Linked DNA regions of Homo sapiens: region 1 is linked to region 2. A link is a contact called in ENCODE Hi-C data. All regions are on one chromosome and are shown on one strand. Each heading gives the region's core, a stretch centred on a gene start or an enhancer-like site at or near the end of the contact. The rest is flanking DNA. Distances are from core to core; before and after follow the strand shown. Region 1 holds the start of OBSCN-AS1 (OBSCN antisense RNA 1). Region 2 overlaps SNAP47 (synaptosome associated protein 47).

Region 1 (7,377 bases), core at 4,797-7,296, 450 kb before region 2:
GCCAGGAACAGGTGACGCAGAGAGGGGCAGAGGTGCTGAGTACCAGTGCAGCACATGCTCCACCGCCTGGACAGGTGCTGACCATGCCACTAGGGACCCACCTGCAACGTCCAGGCGGAAGGAGACCCTCTGTCCCCTGGCCTCACAGCTGTACTCTCCGGAGTCTGCCTGGCCCACCTGCTGCACCACCAGCCTCCGCATACAGCCCACAGCCTCCACGTGCACTTTCGAGCTGGAGCTCAACTTCTTCCCGTCCTTGTACCACGTCACCTCCATCTGGTCCTGGGCCACCTCACAGCTCAGCGTGGCGCTGGCCCCCACCTCAGCCTGCACCTCCCTGCACGCCGGCTGCTCCTTGGCAAACACCGCCTTGGGCTCTGGGATGCATAAGGGGGGAGGTGGGGTCAGAGGCCCTTCCAAGTGAGGTTTGCAGGGCCTGGTTCAGGTTATCAGATTCTGTACCCCAGGCACGAACAGTCCTGCCATGGGCTCCTCCATGGTCCGTGTGCTCAGGCGTAGCTCTTCCCATGCACAGGCAGCTGTGATGCCCAACCCCTGCCCAGTGAGGGCCCTGGCATGTGCCAGGAGGGCAGGGCGTGTGCCTACGAGAAGCTATCAATAGGGCCTGGTGGCCTGAGTGTCCTTCGCAGACCCAGCATGCTGTCTCTCTCTCCCCTAAACTTCTGCCTGTCCTGGAAGTCCACCGCCTATGGACACGGGCCATCATGTGGACCAAGACAGAGAGAGGGTTCAGCTTCACAGACACTCCCCTGATTATTCAAACAACAGAGAGCAGGCACAGGGTGTGTTCTACATTGTGGATGAATTGGCCATTGGACTGTGAAAGTTAGGAGGGCTGGGCTGGCATGATTTTTAAACTTTTATATGTTAAACGCCCACATATTTCCCCCTGGAAGCCAGCCGGATAGTTTTCCAGAGCCTGGCCTTGGGGCCTTCCCTGTTGTGGGGTCTGTGAGCGGAATCCGGCCCACAGAGGCCCGGCAGCCATGCTCCTTGAGAAGCCCTCTGTGCTCCTCCTTCAGCCTCCCAGCCAACATCTCTGAGCCCAGGAGGCTTCCAGAAAGAGCCAGGGCTCAGAGCCCCCTACATTCAAATCTTAACCTGTCAGAGACACTCCAGTCTGTGGCTCTGCTCAACCTCAGTCCCCTCATCCTAAAAACGAAGAGAAGGGCTTTAGAAACATTTCTGGCCCAAGCACTTTGGGAGGCTGAGCTGGGAGGATTGCTTGAGACAAGCCTGGGCAACATAGCAGGACCTCATCTCTACAAAAAATACAAAAATTAGCTGGGCTTGATAGTGCGCGCCTATGGTCCCAGCTACTTGGGAGACTGAGGTGGGAGGATTGCTTGAGTCTGCGAAGTTGAGGCTTCAGTGAGCCGAGATGGTGCCACTGTACCCCAGCCTAGGCGGACCCTGTCTCAAAAGAAATAAAATAATAAAATAAATAAAATACAAAATAAAATAAAAACACATTTTAAATGAAGTGCCAGCCCTAACCCTGGCCCACAAACACACAATACACAAAAGCGTCTGCAGAGCTGTGAGTGAGCCCTGGCGGCGAGGACGAGACACAGCAGGAGACAGAGGCCCATGTACAGATGGAAAAGATTATCCTAAAGCCTAAGAAAACCAGGTCCACGTCCACTTTCCACAATTTCCTTCATGTTATCTTTTCTTATTTTCTACATTTAGATTCTTTACCCACGTAAACGTTAGTTTTTCCCAAACAGAGAAGTTAGTTAGTTAGTCTAACTCTGTTTTTCCCAAACAGAGAAGAAGTTAGTCAGTCATTTCTTTTCCCAAACAGAGAAGCAAATGTTCTCTGGGACGAGGCAGCAAACATAAGAAGCTGTGTTTGCTCATCCTGGTCTGCCAGCAGAATTCACCAATCCTGGCCCGGTGAATGAGTGCAGCCCTGGGGGACACAGTGCAGGTTCCCATGTCTCTAGCCTGAAGTACGGCAATTTTAGGAAAGGTAAGTTCAATGGTGCTGGCCCCTTCTTCTCCCTGCACATGAGATAACGTCTGGCAGTATTCATGACTGTGCCTCTGTCATCTGTAACAAGGTGCACCCAGGCTGTGAGGAGCTCTGGCTCTAAAGGTACCTTCTGAGCAGCTGCAGAGCCTTCCCCACCTATGTATGAGCTGCAGACTGAAACTCTGCTTTGGAGCAGCTTAACAGAAAGTCTGAAAGACTCCTGGGCCGCAATCCTCGAGCCTTCTGAATAAAACTAATTCTTTTAAAACCTTGATTTTTTTTTTCAGTTGACACTGTCAACCATTTGCTGGAGAAAAGAAGGGTCAGGAAGGTCAATCCTGCTCTGCTGGAGGCAGCCGGACCTGCTCCCCACCCCACATGGGCCTGGACGCATGCACACACAGCGTGCTCACCAGAGACGCGGAGCCGGAAGTCCACAGAGTCCTCGCCCACGCGGCAGGAGTAGGTGCCTTCATCCTGCCTGGTGACTGTGGCTGCCACCAGCCGGTGCCGCGTCCCCACATCCTCCTGCAAGAAGCGCTCACCGGAGTGGCCCAGCTCCATGCCATCCTTGTACCAGTGCACGTGGACGTGGGCTTCGGAGGTCTCACACTCAAACTGCGCCGGGCCCCCAGCCACGGCATCCACACAGCTGCCCGCCATGTCCTTGTGCAGAAAGCGCGCGAGGCCTGCAGGACACAGGCTGGGTCAGGCACTGCAGAGGCCCTGAGCACAAACTTGGCCACAGTGCTCACAAGCTGGAGCTGGTCCGGCTTCTGGGACCACACAGGACACCCAGGCTCACCAGGCTAGAGGGACCCTGCTTGGGCAAGCAGCCAGTGCGGCCTACTGACTCTAACCTTGGGACTTGTGCCCACCAGAGCAACCACCCAGTTATGGAGTCCCTCCCCCTACCAAGCTGGGCTCGCCTCCACTGCCCTGTCCCTCACCCTCCCCACAAAGTCAGAGAACCCCGCAGAGGCTGCCAGCTGCTCCCACCTTGCACGGAGAGCTGGTAGGCGATGCGGCCCCCGCGGCTGACGCACTCGTAGAGGCCTGCATCGTCCCGGGCCACATCTCGCACAAGGAGCACCCGCCGCCCGGCCGATGCCTGCACCTCATACTTGGGGCCTGGGGACAGTGTGCGACCATCCTTCAGCCACGTCACAGCCGCAGCCTGATCTGACAGCTCAGCCAGCAGCTGCGCCTCCTCGTGCAGCCGAGCCAGCACCTCCCGGGCAGCTGCGGCTGGCGGCTTGTTGGCAGTCAGCCCTGGGGCCGCTGGGGGCCAGGTATGCGTGGCCAGAGGGGAATGGACGGAGGGGCACAGAAAGGTGAACAGAGGGGAATGGACGGAAGGGGAGACAAGGAGAGACAGACACGGGGCAGAGAAAGATAAAGGGAGGGACCCAGGAGAACAGCACAGGAGGACAGCGAGGGAGAGGCAGGCAGGGGAGACAATGGCAGAACAGAGGTCACAGATACACCAGAGAAGCAGGGGAGACAGAGGTGGAACAGCCAGGCATGGGATGGCAGAGACAGAAAAAAGCAGGAAAGAAACGGAAGGGAAAAGATTAACAAGATAGAGGAGGCAGGAGGGGGAAAGGAGGAAAGTGGGGAGACAGACATGAGGCTCTGCCCAGCAGGACCCCTGCAGCCCCAGGCCCTCACCCAGACACCAGGGACCAGTGCCACCAGCCAGCCTGGGTGAGTCCTCACACGCCCACCACCCTGCCTGCTTCATCCCAGTGACCTGCAGGCTGACAGGGTGTCCTGGGGCCCTCAGACCTGTAGCAGCCCTACCTGGAGCCCTGACACCGCCCACCCTGGAGAAATGAGGCTCAGGGTCCCAAGCTGGGGCCCTCCACCTACCCCGGACCTCCATCCGGATGCTGCTCTCAATGCCGTTGGCCACGAACTTCAGCTGCGCCCCGTGCAGGCTGGCGGGCACCTCCCGGATGGTGAGCGTGTGCCGGGTGCGATCACAGTGGATCTCATACACACTGCTGGCCTTCAGGGCCTGCCCATCCAGGAACCACTCACCCGCTGAGGCCACCGTGAGGTCCACGGAGAAAGTGACCTCGCCACCCTCTACCGCCTGCACCGCCTTCAGCGGTGTCCTCACGGCCAGCTTGGGGGCTGTGGGGCGGGCAGCGTCAGAAAGGGGCCGAGGAGGAGTGGGGAGTGCTGAGGAGGTCTCTGCCTTCCCCTTCTCTTCCTACAGAGCCTAGACCTAAATGTTCCTCCTCCAGGAAGCCCAGCCAACACACAGAGCGACCATAGCATGAGTCAGGCTCATGAAGGAACAAGGACAAGGTACAGCTGCCCTGAGACCCCTCCAGCATCCTACAAGCCCCACCAGAGTGGGGCAGCCCTGGAGCCCCGTCCCCTGGGTCTGCTGGAGACAGGCAGGCTCCCAGGGGCCCTGTAGTGGGGTCACCTATCCTTCCCACCACGGACACTGCACCAGGGCAAGGCCTTGGCAGCCCCCCTCCCCACAGAAGGTCCCCATGAGGCCACTCTGGCCTCCCCTGAAGCTGGACCTGGGGGATTCCGGGGCAGGTGAGCAGCCCCGTAGGTTGTAACAGGGAGGTCCCACTTACCCAGGTGGACAGTCCCCGGGAACTCGAGGTAGGGACTCTGACCAAAGCTGTTGAGAGCGGACACTCGGAACTGGAAGTTCCCCTCCTCCGCCACATCAGCCACGGTCAGCTCAGGTGTAGCCACCCATTCAGCCTCGTGGCACCTGATCCAGGTGTAGGTGCCAAGCTTCTTCTTCTCTACCAGGTAGCCGTCGATAGTGACAGGGCGTTCCCCATGGGGTGGTGGGGACCAGCTGAGAATCACGGAACTCTCCATCCTGGCCTTTACCACAGGATCCACAGGGGGTTGCAGGGGAGGCTTCCTGGGGGCTGTGTAGAGGGTGGGCAGAGGTCAACTACTGGGAGCCTCTTCCTGAGCCCTGGGTCTGGAATCACCTGGAGGGGTGTCACAGGATCCCCAGCTCTCTTGGGGCTGCTCTGGGGACCTGGACCACTGGCCACAACCTCCAGCCCCAGACCTGCAGCCACTTCTCTGGTTGCAGCTGAAAGACTGCGCGGGGGCTCAGGGAGCCTAACGTTGGAGGGCCAGGGCTATGGTCTTGCCCGGCGGCCCTCGGTACAGCAGGCTGAAGCCCAGAGAGCTGAGGTAATGGAGGGCAGGGGACTGGGACCAGGGAGACAGCAGGGAAGCGATGCCATCCTGGGAGCACCCTCAGGCCCTCACCCGACACGCAGAACTGGGTGGACGTCTGGCAGTCGCCAGCCATAAAGGCCACCTGGCCCACATCCTCCAGGCAGCACTGGGAGATGGTTAGTGTGTGGCGCGTGCCCTCCGCGGAGATGGCCACGCGGCCCCCCGCCACCACTTCCTCCTGGTTCCGCAGCCAGTGGACGGGGCCCACCGGGACCGCCAGCTCCACGCAAAACATAGCCGTGTCGCCCACGCGCACCGCCGTCTTCCGAGGGAGCTTTCGGAGGAGGTTTCCTGGGGTGGAGGGAGCCGGGCCAGTCAGACCAGCCCCTGCACGCCCCGCTCCAGACTCGCTCCTCCGCTTGCCCCCTGTCTCCCGGTTCCCAACTGCCTCCGATTCACTCCCCCGCGCAACCCCTTACCTGTCCCGCCGGCCCAAGTCCCAGCTCGGTCCCACAAGACCCCTGCCCACTCCGTCTCCCCTTCCCCCTAATCACCACCCCGTGCCCGGCCCGAGCTTGCTCCTCCGCCCCCACCTTACCTGCCCTTCCCGCCCCAGTCCCGCCCCTGCCTGCCCCAGTCCCAACTCGTACCTCGCAAGCCCAGTCCGTCTGCACCCTGCCCGCCCCCGTGCCCGCCCAGCCCGTGCGGCCTGGCTCCCCCCTCCCCCGCCCCCGGCTCCCTTCTCGGTGCCTCCTTGCCCCCGCTACCTCCCCGAAGCCGCCCTGTGCCCCGCCCCGTGCCCCGCCCCGCCTGCCTTGGACTGCGAGCTCCGCCACCGTGCGGCTGCCCTCTGGCGTCTCGCAGATGTACACCGCGTCGTCGTCGGCCGAGACATTGCGCACGGTCAGGCGGCGCTCGGTGCCCTCCTCCTCGATGCCGTACTTGGCGCTCGCCCACAACCGCGTCTCCTCCTTGAACCACGCGGCCTCAGTGGACGGCTGGGGCACCTCACATAGGAACGTGGCCGACTCCTTCTCCCGCACCTCCAGATCTTGCAGCCGCTTTTTGAAGGGAACCGCGGGCTCTGCCAGGAGAGAAGACTGGTGAGAGGGGCGGGGCCGGAGGGTGCAGGACGACGGCGGGGTGGGAAGGGGGAAATTGGGGGATTGTGGGCGGGAAAGGAGACTGGAGGATGCAGAGGTGAGGGTGTGGGAAGGAATAGGGGACAGGAGCAGAGGGGCTGGGAGGCTGGAAAGGAGAGGGTGCAGGGTAGAGGAGTGGGCTGGGGAGAGGAGCGAGCAGGAGGCAGAGGGGCTAAGGGTTGGGAAGGGCGCAGGGGAGGAGACAGGAAGTTGGGGGGCGGGGGAGTAGAAGAGCAGAAGGCAGAGTGGTGGAGGTTGGGTTGGGAGCAGCGGGAGGGAGAGGGCGGGGCTGAGGAGGTGGGATCCCCTGCGGCCCCGCCCCTCTCACACCTCTCGCCCCTGTCTGTGGGCCAGCGGTGGCGGGTTGGGGGCGCGGCATGCAAAGGGGGCGGGGCGGGCAGGGGACTGGGTGGGGAAAGCGGGTTGCGGGTGTTTAGAATAGGTCGTGGGGCGTCGCCCGCATTTTGCGCACCAGGAACGGACACCTGCAACCCTGGATTCCACGACCGGACAGACGCGGGTGGGAAACGGCAGACCGCAAGGGCGAAAGGACCCAGGTGCACGGGTTGCGGAGGAGCCTGGGCCCGCGCGCCCCGCACCCAGGAGCTCACCGCGCACTACGACCAGCACAGAGCTGTAGGTCTGGCCCACGAGGTTGGACGCCGTGCAGGTGTAGAGGCCGCGGTCCGACTGCTTGCAGAAGAGGATCTTGAGCACGAAGTTCTCCTGCGCGTCCTCGTACACCACGTGGCGCCGGCCCTCGGTCACCAGCTGGCCGTCCTTCTTCCACACCGTCTCGGGCTTGGGCTCGCCGGTCACGTAGCAGCTGAGGCGCGCGTGCTTGCCTTCAGTCACCGTGCAGGTGCGCGTGCCGGTGCTGGGCGGTGAGGCGGGGGCGCCCTCGGCGCGCATAGCCTCGCGCCGCCGCTGCAGGTGCGCCAGGAGCGCGGCCGTGGAGGTCCCGGGCCGGCTGGCCGTGTCCGCGGCGTCCGAGTCCACCACTAGCGCCGCGGCGGCGCTGGCAGCGCCCAGCGGGTTCTCGGCGCGGACCTCGTAAGT
Region 2 (6,904 bases), core at 912-3,411:
CAGTCCCCACACCACCAGTCCACAGCACGTCACATACCTCCTCCCTGAAGCCACGTGCAGGAGTACGCCTGTACCATTTACCTTGAATGTGGGTGAAGACCTCTGCTTCCTATGCTTCTGTAGCCTGTCTCCCACTAGGACACTCGGGTTCAGGCCTGCACTTTAGTGACAGCAGCTCATGGTGACCTTTGATCTCATCTTGATCAATGGATTTCATTACATTTCACACCACATGCTCCATTCCATAGGGGTCAATGCCTCTCTTTGCAACCCCTGACTTTAAGACATATACAGAAAGGTGGTAGGTTTTCTGTGATTCAACTACGTGCTGCATATCTAAGGTGTGCACCTTTCATTTTTAGGGTGTGTATTCAGCCCTGGGGCTCATGGGACTCAATCTATTATTATGTGTATTTCTTTCCGAAACTTGAAGCCATCTGGAATAGCAAGCAAAACATTTTCATGTTAGAGAAACAGGTTATAGGAACTGAAATCTTTCTCTTAAGAGAAAAATTAGAGAAACCGAAAGGGTAGCAAATATCTCTTACTTTTAACAGACACCTGGCATTTAAAATCCTGAAGAATACAGCTTTACATGCTGTACGTATAGACACGCATTATAGTGTGGACGTACATGTCACATACATGCACAATACATAGGCATTGATACACATGTGTACATATGTATACATGCATGCGTATTAGCTATAATGCTAATATTAGAAAATGGAGTCTTTTATGACATTCAGATTTCTTAATCAGAGCTCGAAGACAAACTGCAGGGGAAAATCGGTGGATTTTACCATGGCAAGATAAAAGATTTCTGTAAGGGAGGAAGAGACTCTAGAGGAAGTGGCTATAGCCTCTAAAGCCAGCCAAGGCTGATGGACTAGGATAGTAGGAAAGTCGTGCACATCTGTGGGGGAAGAAAGCACATGAGGAAAGAAGAAAACAGAACAGGCCATCCATAGAGCAAAACCTGCAGGGCCAAAACAAATACAACGCATCAGAGGCCCCACCTCCTAACCAAGGAAAGGGTAAAGGCAAGAATAACACCAAGAGGCCACCAGCCTCCCATCAGACGGGCAGGACCATGGCGGCTCCTAGCACATAAGCCTCGGTCCTGTGCTAGGGAGGAGGTAGGCCAAACGTGGTGGACGTGCCAAGACCCAGGGTGTCTGCCCCTCAGCCCGGCCCCCAGGACAGGCCAGCTGAGCATTCACAATCTACAATGGAGTCTGCGGGAAGGTACCATGGCCACTCCACACACATCTGAGAATGCCACAAACACACAGAACCACGCTGCACAGTTCTCCAACACACAGATCCCTAATAGCATGTTTGGGCGCCAGGCTAGGAAAACCTAGATTAAATGCCCAGGGAAACAAGAGTGGGCAAAGTAGGGGTGATGGGAATGGCCCCACCAGGGGAAGTGGAGATGGTGCCAGTAACAATCCTGAGGTGCTGGTTCCCACATCAAAATGAGGGGAGATGACAGAGACAACAGCAGGAGCTTCCTTTTGCTCTGATGCACTCATTCTGAAAGCCCTTTCTGTGTCGTAGCAGGTTCTGCATCACCATAACTGAGCACCTGAGACTGGGTAATTTACGAAGAACAGACCTTTAGTCAACTGACAGTTCTGTGGGCTGGGAAGTCCAAGGGCATGCCCTGGCTTCCACCAAGGGCTCTCGTGTTGTGGCAGAGACACTCAAGGGGGAAGCGGACACAGGCAAAGAGACAGAATCAGAGGGGCATCCTGCCTCCTAACAACCCACTCTTGGGAACTAATGCATTCCCAGAATTCATCCAGGCTTCCCAGAGGGAGCACTCACTCACTACCATGAGAACATCACTGAGCCACCCAGAGGGCAGAGTCCTTGTGACCAAACACCTCCCAGCCCTGCCACACTGGCGACCAAATTTCCACATGAGCTTTGGTGAGGATAAACTGTATCCAAAGCATGGTACCAACCGCTTTGGAATTCACGCACCTATCAAGTGTACAGTTAACTCTCAGTGATTTCAGATTCACAGATGTCAAGTACAAGGAAAATGGTCTGGAATTGTTTTTATGTATAAACAAACGAGCTGTCTCTAGCAAGCTGGAGGCCAGCAGCTGCTCTAGGTGACGCATCTGTTAGGCATTTCCCACAGGCGTGCTGAGTCTGCCTGTAATTTTAGAAGTCTGTGCACGCGCTCACTGCCTTGTCGGTCACTAACCTGCATGCCAGACTGAGCAGCTCTTCTCTGCGGGGGAAGAGGTTCTTGCGCTTCTGAGCACCAATGCATCTTCTAACAGCTCCATCTTCTTGCTGAACTGCACTTCTAAAATGGGGATAACCTCTGGCATCTTGGCAGATATCAAACGATAGGCCATGTCTGGCTTTCCAATAAACCGCTGGCGGATGCTAATTTCGTAAGGTGAGTGGACCTTGATGTCGTCCACGTCTTCTCTTTCAAACCTGTGCATGAGCAAAGAACTGGAGTCATGTATTTCCAACCCAGACACAAGGACGGTGAGCCTCCCTGGTTTAACGTGAGACTCTGTTCTGTGGGAAATAACAGCAGGAATTTTTATCAGTATCCCTTCTTTCCCAAAGGGTTCACAACTGGTCATGGAGACATCTTCCCTGGGCTTTGTTTCCGGTGGTGTCTTCCAAAGCTTGGAGCTAAAGGGCCACCAAGCAGGAGATTCCAGTTCTGTCAGCAATCTGAAAAAGCAAACAAAACATGGAAAACTGGATCAGTTCATTTTTAAGGAGTAATACCTTTTTTTTTGGAAAACGGTTTTAACCTTTGTAAAGCATGTTGCCATTTTACTCTACTTCATTTCCACAAGCACTCCATGAAGCAGGAGGCACAGGGACTTTTATCTCCAGTGTGAGAAGAGAAAGCTGGGGGCCAGCAGTGAGAACATTCATCTAGATGCAAAGCCAACCAGCAAAAAGACAGCAAAAATGCACACCTTCTGCCTAGAATATCACTCTGCCCACACCCTGCTGCCTTGATCTGGGTCATCTTGATTCAAAATGAAACCTGTACTTACTGTCTAGGGAGCTATCTAACAGACCTTTCTGCAGTGATGGAATGTTCTACGTCTGCGCTGTCCATACTGTAGCAGGCACACGTGACAACTGAAGCTCTGCCTAGCAGGCCCCTTCCCCCAGCCTCAGCCAGACTCAGCATTAGATGCTTCCCCACCACCCACACTCTCAACACCCACTCTCGTCCGCATGCTCCAGATTCCTGTTGGTGCCGACTGCACCTCCTCCTCAGAGTACACTCTGCACCCTGTCTTTCAGCCTCTGCTGGGATTGGAGTCTAGTTGAGCATCTACAGGTGTGGGGACAGAAGCTGAGGAGAACCCGGCACGTCTTGCAGGATGAATCTCCCTAGACTGGGAGGAAGGGCTACCTCTACTGGCCAGGAAGTTTCTGTGGCCTTCAGGGACTCAGCGTCCCCAGCTTCTGCAGACTGCAGCCATGCGTCTACACTGGGGTTCTCAGGGTCCCATTCCTTCTCGGTCATGCCCTCAATGTCACAGCAGATGCCATGCACAGTTAGAATTCAGCCATCTGCAGCAGGAGACTCCAGATTCTGTTTTCACAAAGCTCTGTCCTGCAGCTACAGGAGCTAAGGGCTTCCCTTGGGGCAGATCCAGAAACGTCCAGGCTGTTCCTGGAGCACCCTGAGCTCATTTGTTTCTTTCCCCATGCTGCCCAGCAGGGTGACTGCGTCAGTCAGGTTCTCCAGAGAACAGAATCAGTGGGTATGCTGGGGGGAGAGAAGGAGGGGCTTATTTGAAGGAATGGCTGCCATGGTTGTGGCACTGCACCTAAGCTAACTGCCATGGGCCAGCCTATTAGAATTATTAGCAAGATTACATGGGGAAAATCATGGCTACTTTCACTAACTTCCAGTTGAATGTGGCATTTCCTTCCATCCTGACTGTAGACAGCTTCAGTATTAGTTGAACCTTTGACTGTCACCAACAGAAGTCTCATCACATTAGTTATTGCAGATCTCAATATATCACATTAACCCCTGCTTTAAAATAACTGCAGTTACTAGACCTGCCGTTGGCTTCAGTATCCCATACATCAATGGGAAGACATTATATGACCTCAGCAAGAGTTTACAGTACACATCCTGCATTTCTTATAGGCCATTCTTAGTCAAGATTATGTATCATTATCCAAATTAAAACAAAAGGTGCACAGTTTGCTGACTGGCGTTTGGGATTTTGATGAAGGTAGATGAGTGAGCACTCCGTGGCTTCCTTGCCCTGACTTATCTCTAAGTGACTGTAAGATTTTTGATGCAGTAGATGGATGTGAAATGTCAAAATGGTGCCCTGTGCTGGCTGCACCCAAGATGGTCTGTTTTAGTTGCCAAGAGCCACACTCACACGTTTTCTTTTACAGTGATGACTTTAGGTTTTCTTTTACAGTGATGACTCCTAGCCCTATAGTGAAGCTCTAGGGATGAACGTGGAGACTTCTGGTTCCAAAATCATGCCATAGACACAAGCTGGCTCCACTCCTTCAGCTGAAAACCAGAAACAAAGGCACAGCACCAGCAATATCCCAGAACTCAAATGTGAGAATGGGATGGCCCCTGGAGCCACAGAGAAAGGAACAATTCCTAGAGAGACTAAGGGAATTGAACTTCCACATCTGAGACGTCCCTCATCTGGAGAAAGTTCCCCTGACTCACAGTCTCTAACCTGGAAAAAGTGAGATCGAGGTGAACAACCTGCTTCCCTGCCTCTTGGGCTCCCTGGCAGGAGGCCTGCTCCCACCTCAACCCATGGGAAGCACTGCCAAGGGAGAAACGTCCCTGAGCACAGCCAGAAACAGTGGGGCATGGCAGGACCAGGACGCTCAGCCCTGGGTGCTGTGCACGGTAACTTGGCCTAAGCAGACACCTAGAGCTGCTGTTGGGCAGCAACACGCCATGGGAGGTGCAATCCCCAGGACCCCAGGCAAAAGTCCCTCGCCAGCCTCTCCACATGATTGGGACATCCCCTCCAAGATCTACCCCATTTCAGACAGGCAGCACCCTAACTGTTTGCTGGAAATACACGTGGGCAGAGCCACCACCATCGGGGCACTGCTGAGGATGGTAGGATGCTTCTGAGCAGGCAGAAGGACAGGCAGGAGCCTGATCTAAATGGCCGGGGCCGGGTCCAGAAATATTCTGTGTATCAAAGTGGCACCTGGTCACGCACAGGGGATTTTCTTAAAGGTGACTAATTTGCAAATTAGATCTTAAAGGAAACTGATATTGACAAAGAAAGAAGAAAAATCATACTCATACCTAGGAATCTCAAAACTGAAAGGGGACTGAAGGTCCTCTGGGCTGGGGTCCAATGTGAGTCGCGTTACACAATCCAAAAGAGATGAGAGACGCACTGCTCATGTGACAACTTACTAGGCTTTCAACAACTGTATATAGTCAGAAGTGTTGCTTTTATTAAGCCAAATTTTCTTTCCTATTACTTTACCACTGTTGATTTAAAAAGCCACACTCTGTAATATATTTTAAGAGATTTATTCTGAGCCAAATGTGAGGACCATGACCAGTGACACAGCCTCAGGAGGTCCTGCGAACATGTGCCCAAGGTAGTTGGGTTACAGCTTGGGTTTATATGTTTTAGTGGGACATAAGACATCAATCAATGCATTGGTTCAGTCTGGAAAGACAGGACAACGCAAAGCAGATGCTTACATGTTACAGGTAGATTCAAAGATTTTCTGATTGGCAATTGGTTAAAAGATTGGTTAAAAGATGGCAATTGGTTAAAAGTGGCCCCCTGGCGTTGGGCCACTCAGTGGCCCAGGTTCTCCTCCAATTGTCCCAGACAAACTCCACGTCATTCTGCTGGTTGGTGGCCTGCAGGTGAGCCAGTGCCTGTGGGTGCATTCCTGTCACCTTTAGTTAAGAGTTATTATCTAAAAACCTGGACTCCCAGCATGGGCACAAAGTGAGACTCCATCTCTACAAAAAAATAAAAAAACTAGGCTGGGTATGGTGGCTCACGCCTATAATCCCAGCACTTCAGGAGGCCGAGGTGGATTACTTGAGGCCCAGGAGTTCAAGACCAGCCCGGCCAACATGGCAAAACCCTGTCTCTATTAAAAATTCAAAAATTAGCTGGGCATGGTGGTGTGCACCTGTTATCCCAGCTACTCAGGAGGCTGAGGTGGGAGAATTGATTGAACCCGGAAGGCAGATGTTGCAGTGAGCCGAGATCACGCCACTGCATTCCTGCCTGGGTGACAGAGCGAGACTCCATCTCAAATAAAAGAAAAAAAGAAAAAAAAGAAAACAAAACTAGCCAGACATGGTAATGCATGCCTGTGGTCCAGCTACATGGGAGGCTGAGGTGGGAGGATCACTTAAGCCCAGGAGTTGGAGGCTGGAATGAGCTGTGATCGCGCCACTGCACTCCAGCCCAAGTGACGGAGTAAGATCCTGTCTCAAAAAGTAAATAAATAAAAACCTGGAATCAACTGAAAGGAGTGTCTGGGCTGGAGATAAGGGGAGGCCAAGGTTGTTATGAAGATTAGGTCTTATAGGTGGCCGCACTTAGAGATGACAGATGGCAAGTGTTTCCTATTCCAACCTTCAGGAGGAGGAGGGCATAATGAGGCATGTCTGACCCCCTCCTTCTTTTCATGGTCTGAACTAGTTTTTCAGGATTACTTTGGAATCCCCTTGGCCAAGATGGGATCCATTCAGTTGGCTGGGGTGCTTAGGATTTTACTTTTGGTTTATACAACTAAAGGACCTAGTTTAGCGTTCTAAAGAAAAAGGTCTCAAGTGACAGCCATCAGTTATTTTAGGCAGTCTTGGTCAGCTTTCCTCTCCAGGCAAAACACTTTTGATTCCCTCTCACAG

What was found. A loop is a pair of places that touch in the nucleus more often than their neighbours do. Pooled maps may share reads with other maps.
Region 1: a loop to region 2 is called in a pooled map, with 7 times the contacts of the local background. The contact joins the promoter of OBSCN-AS1 here to the enhancer-like site in region 2. A Hi-C loop is called at or near these places in 5 of 50 pooled maps.

Annotation. Positions count from the first base shown.
Region 1 is chr1:228,212,324-228,219,700 of GRCh38, reverse strand. OBSCN-AS1 (OBSCN antisense RNA 1) reads left to right here and starts at 6,046. Exons shown (of 2, transcript NR_073155.1): 1 at 6,046-6,279. It overlaps OBSCN (obscurin, cytoskeletal calmodulin and titin-interacting RhoGEF), which reads right to left. Exons shown (of 116, transcript NM_001386125.1): 2 at 6,930-7,377; 3 at 5,991-6,260; 4 at 5,267-5,527; 5 at 4,603-4,911; 6 at 3,872-4,138; 7 at 2,999-3,280; 8 at 2,413-2,688; 9 at 102-377. RefSeq lists a silencer at 5,910-5,959.
Region 2 is chr1:227,754,803-227,761,706 of GRCh38, reverse strand. SNAP47 (synaptosome associated protein 47) reads right to left here. Exons shown (of 5, transcript NM_053052.4): 3 at 2,222-2,712. Among named protein-coding and RNA genes, the nearest start is that of SNAP47, 23 kb to the right of the region's middle. RefSeq lists enhancers at 1-239, 3,308-3,367, 5,167-5,256, 5,297-5,346. Within about 2 kb of position 2,161, at least 9 of the 41 ENCODE cell types and tissues checked have a DNase peak (open chromatin) inside an H3K27ac peak, as active enhancers do.